2 separate regions of the Homo sapiens genome follow, and region 2 is linked to region 1. A link is an interaction called in ENCODE POLR2A ChIA-PET data of the cell type or tissue named here. Cell type or tissue: OCI-LY7. All regions are shown on one strand.

What was found. ChIA-PET counts read pairs that join two places held together with the same protein. Peaks named below come from ENCODE experiments on the same cell type or tissue, not always from the same donor. Only the 100,000 strongest peaks of a DNase experiment are listed, where the experiment ranks them.
Region 2: POLR2A ChIA-PET joins it to region 1 with 5 read pairs; 2 of 35 experiments call an interaction of 5 or more read pairs at or near these places.

Annotation. Positions count from the first base shown.
Region 1 is chr14:75,226,049-75,228,548 of GRCh38, reverse strand. No RefSeq gene overlaps it. Among named protein-coding and RNA genes, the nearest start is that of TMED10, 51 kb to the right of the region's middle. In OCI-LY7, no CTCF peak of the experiment used is centred here; no DNase peak of the experiment used is centred here.
Region 2 is chr14:74,876,998-74,879,497 of GRCh38, reverse strand. No RefSeq gene overlaps it. Among named protein-coding and RNA genes, the nearest start is that of PROX2, 2.1 kb to the right of the region's middle. In OCI-LY7, a CTCF peak has its summit at 982 (motif pointing left); a DNase peak (open chromatin) is centred at 967.

The sequences.
Region 1 (2,500 bases):
ATCACACCAGCTATTGTAACACATTGTAACAGGGTCAATTTAAGATAAAGAATTGTTTACTAGGTCCAAAACAAAAAAGAATTGTTAACTTCAACTTGGAAAGTGAAATGACAAAGAGAACACTGAGGTATCACTGAGGCAGCAACTGCAGGAAACAGCTACTCCTCCTCCCAGGACTGTGGGAACAAAGGGAAAAAGGTGGGATTATTCATTTAGGGAGGAGGGATCCATGGCTTTAATGATAAGAAACAAACTAGTATGACATGCAAAGTCCTCGTGGTCTGTCCCCTGCTTTCTTTCTGGCTTCCTCTGTAGTCACAGCACCGGCTTCCTCATCCTCAGCCCAGGCTGAGCCACTCTGCTCTCACCACTCCATGCTTTTTACACGTGCAGCTGCTGCCTGGAATACTGTTCTTCACCCTTTTTCCTGGTAACTCACCATTCATTCACAAGACTTTGCTGACCGCTGCCCCACTTCAGGCTGAGTTCAGTAGCCCCCTTTCTTTTCTTTTCTTTTCTTTTTTTATTTTTTTGAGACGGAGTTTCACTCTTGTTGCCCAGGCTGGAGTGCAATGGCACAATCTCAGCTCACTGCAACCTCCACCTCCTGGGTTCAAGCGATTCTCCTGCCTCAGCCTCCTGAGTAGCTGGGATTACAGGCAAATGCCACCACACCTGGCTAATTTTTTGTATATTTTAGTAGAGACAGGGTTTCACCATGTTGGTCAGGCTGGTCTCGAACTCCCGACCTCAGGTGATCTGCTCACCTCAGCCTCCCCAAGTGCTAGGATTACAGGCATGAGCCACCGTGCCCAGCCTCAGTGGCCCCCTTTCTTTTATTTTTTTGAGACAAGGTCTTGCTCTGTCACCCAGGCTAGGTGCAGTGGCACGATCTCAACTCACTGCAGCCTCAACCTCCCGGGCTCAAGCAATGCTCCCATGACAGCCTCCCAAGTAGCCAGGACTACAGGCACGTGTCACCATGCCCAGCAAATATGTAAATGTTTTGTAGAGACGGGGTTTCACCATGTTGCCCAGGGTGGTCTTGAACTCCTAGACTTAAGCCATCCACCTGCCTCGGCCTCCGAAAGTGCTGGGATTACAAGTGTGAGCCACCGTGCCCAGCCTCAGTGGCCCCCTTTCTTAAGGGCACCCATAACATGCTGGTCATATCACTACCACATCACACTGTATCATCATTGTCAGTTTAGTCATCTACGAGCTCCATGGGACAGGACAGGGGCAGTCCCTTTTTTCTCTTTGCCCCTCCAGTTTTCAGTATTGGCAGGTACCATGCACTCATTACATTGTTGAGTATTAAAATCAAACCCATGTTGCCTCTCATATAAATAAATAGTATTCTCCTGCCTGATTTCCCCACCAAATCCAACCTTCCTAAGGGCCAGCTCTGGTCCTATCTCTCTAATAATCAAAAAATCTTCAGTGGCTCCCCATTGTCTGTGGCATAAAGTCCAAACTCCTTAGCATGCCATGTCTGGTGTTGTCTCTGACCTTGCTATCTAGGCTTATTGCCCCCTACACCCCTGCATGCACCACCCCTGCCAGGCTCCTCCCATGCCAGGCCACTCTATTTCCTCAGCACCTTGGACTCTGTCCCTCTGGATCAGAGTTCACTCTGTTACCTTCACCTGGAATACCTTTTGGGGCTACCTTTCCCTGTTGCAATTCTCACCAACCTTCAGGGCCTGGTTCCTAGACCATCTGCCTCAAGAATCCTTCCTGCATCCTCCTGAAGCAGTGGAGGATCAAGTCTCGAATGTTGAACAGGACCTTTATATCCCTATGGGGTCGGTCTAGCTTCTACTCACTAGTCTCACCTTCTCTCTTCCCACTCACCTCTTTGCTCTGTCTGCCCTAGAATGCTGGCCTTCTCTGGGCTCCTGACATGTGCCAGGCTGTTCCATGCTGCTCAGCCATTGTGCATGCTGTTCCTTCTGTCTGGAAGGCTGTCCTGCTCACCCTTCACCCACCTCACTTTCCTGACCCCAGACCATGTGAGCGCTCTCTATTGGCATTCTGTGTGTGACCTTTTATTCAGTTGTGTCTCCCGGCTCTGCTGGACTCTATACTGCATGAAAGAAGAGACTGTGTGTATCTTTTTAATTATTATTATTATTATTATTTTAAACGGAGTTTCGCTCTTGTTGTGCAGGCCAGAGTGCAATGACGCGATCTCGGCTCACCACAACCTCTGTCTAACAGGTTCAAGTGATTCTCCTGCCTCAGCCTCCTGAGTAGCTGGGATTACAGGCATGCGCCAGCACACCCAGCTAATTTTGTATTTTTAGTAGAGACGGGGGTTTCTCCATGCTGGTCAGGCTGGTCTCGAACTCCTGACCTCAGGTGATCCGCCCGCCTCAGCCTCCCAAAGTACTGGGATTACAGGCATGAGCCACTGCAGCTGGCTACTTTTTATTATTTTTATTTTTTGAGATAGATTCTCGCTCTGTCACCCAGGCTGGAGTGCCGTGGAACAAAT
Region 2 (2,500 bases), 350 kb after region 1:
CAGTCCTTTCACGGTCTTTTTTTTTTTTTTTTTTTTTTTTTTTTTTTGAGATAGAGTCTTGCTCAGCTGCCCAGGCTGGAGTGCAGTGGCATGATCTCATCTTGGCTCACTGCAACCTCTGCCACTCGGGTTCAAGTGATTCTCCTGCCCCAGCCTCCCGAGTAGCTGGGACTGCAGGTGCGTGCCACCATGCCCAGCTAATTTCTGTATTTTTAGTAGAGACGGGGTGTCAGACAGGGTGTCACTGTATTTTTAGTAGAGACAGGGTGTTGGCCAGGATGGTCTCAAAATCTTGACCTCATGATCCGCCTGCCTTGGCCTCCCAAAGTGCTGGGATTACAGGCTTTCACAGTCTTTAACAATTTTTGAGATTCTTATAGAAGGTGTAGAGGCTTCAGGCTGGGCACGGTGGCTCACGCCTGTAATCCCAGCATTTTAGGAGGCTGAGGCAGGCGGATCACGAGGTCAAGAGATCAAGACCATCCTGGTTAACACGGTGAAACCCCGTCTCTACTAAAAATACAAAAAATTAGCCGGGCCTGGTGGCGGGTGCCTGTAGTCCCAGCTACTAGGGAGGCTGAGGCAGGAGAATGGCGTGAACCCGGGAGGTAGAGCTTGCAGTGAGCTGAGATCATGTCACTGCACTCCAGCCTGGGTGACAGAGCTAGACTCCGTCTCAAAAAAAAAAAGATGTAGAGGCTTCAAGACTTCAAGCCTGGTTATAATGTGGCAAAGCACTTCTGGAGTTTTAGTGATCACCCAAGTTAATCTTAGATATTACAGTCTAAAGACACCACACACACACACACACACACACACACACACACACTCGAGCATGGTTTCATACAAAATCCCATTGAGAGGGTAAAAGTTGAAATTGATTTCCTCGAGATTCACATACGAGCTTCCATGGACTCCAAGCTGCAACCCAATAAGCTAGGGCACTCCTTCATTTAGAGCTTCCCAAGACACAGCACCATCTACTGGGGCAAGAGTTTATGAATATAAATTGTGGCAGGGCTCAAAAGAGAATTTTTTTTTTTTTTTTGAGTGGAATCTCACTCTGTTGCCAGGCTGGAGTGCAGTGGCATGATCTTGGCTCACTGCAACCTCTGCCTCCTGGGTTCAAGCGATTCTCCTGCCTCAGCCTCATGAGTAGCTGGGACTACAGGCGCCCACCACCATGCCCGGCTAATTTCTGTATTTTTAATAGAGACAGGGTTTCACCATGTCGGCCAGGATGGTCTCGATCTCTTGACGTAGTGACCCCTCCACCTTGGCCTCCCAAAGTGTTGGGCTTACAGGCGTGATCCACTGTACCCGGCCCAAAAGATAATTTTTAAAAACATTTTCATTGTAAAATACGTATTAAAAAGGATATAAAAATCTATGTGTCCAGTTTAAAAGAAAAATAATAAAAGGAATTCCCATACTTGCTGCCCAGCTGAAGGAATGGAAAAGTTCCCTGTGGTCTCCTCCATCATCACACCCAGTTAGCCACTACTATACTGAATTATATATTAACCATCCCCTTGTTTTCATTATAGCTTCAATATGCTTATGTTCTATACACATTTTTGCCTGTGTTTTTAAATTAAGAAAAAGATGTCTCCAGCAGTGGTCTGATATAGAAAAAAATAAAAAATGAAAATGAAAGATGTATTTACTTTCAAATTAAATAAGAAAAAAGGTGTGTTTTTAGAAAGGATTAAGTAGCTCATTTACCTCAAATCCCCCGGTTTTCTTATGTGTGTTCTGAACCATACATTCACATCCTTGCCTATGAGTTTATGAATATTATCGGCCAGCTAGTAGATGGGGCTATAGCCTATGCTTCCATCTTTGGGCTCCTTAAAATAGGGACTATGCCCTATATTCACTCAGTGTTACCTATGATACCTAGATTCCATCTATCTGTCTATCTCTTCATTCAGTTGTAATTCAAAATAATGGACTGATGAATACACAATGAAAATCTAGACATGTTTTTGTGTGGGTATTTTTTTTTGGTCTATTTTTTAACTTAGTAGAAATGGAATCACAGTGCCTGTATCATTCTGTAACTTACTTCTTTTTTTTTTTTTTTTTTTGAGACGGAGTCTTGCTCTGTTGCCCAGGCTGGAGTGCAGTGGTGTGATCTCGGCTCACTGCAAGCTCTGCCTCCCAGGTTCATGCCAGTGTCCTGCCTCAGCCTCCCAAGTAGCTGGGACTACAGGCACCTGCCACCATGCCCGGCTAATTTTTTGTGTTTTTTAGTAGAGACGGGGTTTCACCGTGTTAGCCAGGAGGTCTCAATCTCCTGACCTTGTGATCCACCCACCTCGGCCTCCCAAAGTGCTGGGATTACAGGCGTGAGCCACTGCGCCCACCCTTTTTTTTTTTTTTTTGTAATGGGGTCTCACTCTATCGCCCAGGCTGGAGTACAGTGGTGCAATCTCGGCTCACTGCAACCTCTGCCTCCTGGACTCAAGCAATCCTCATCCTCCCACCTCAGCCTCCC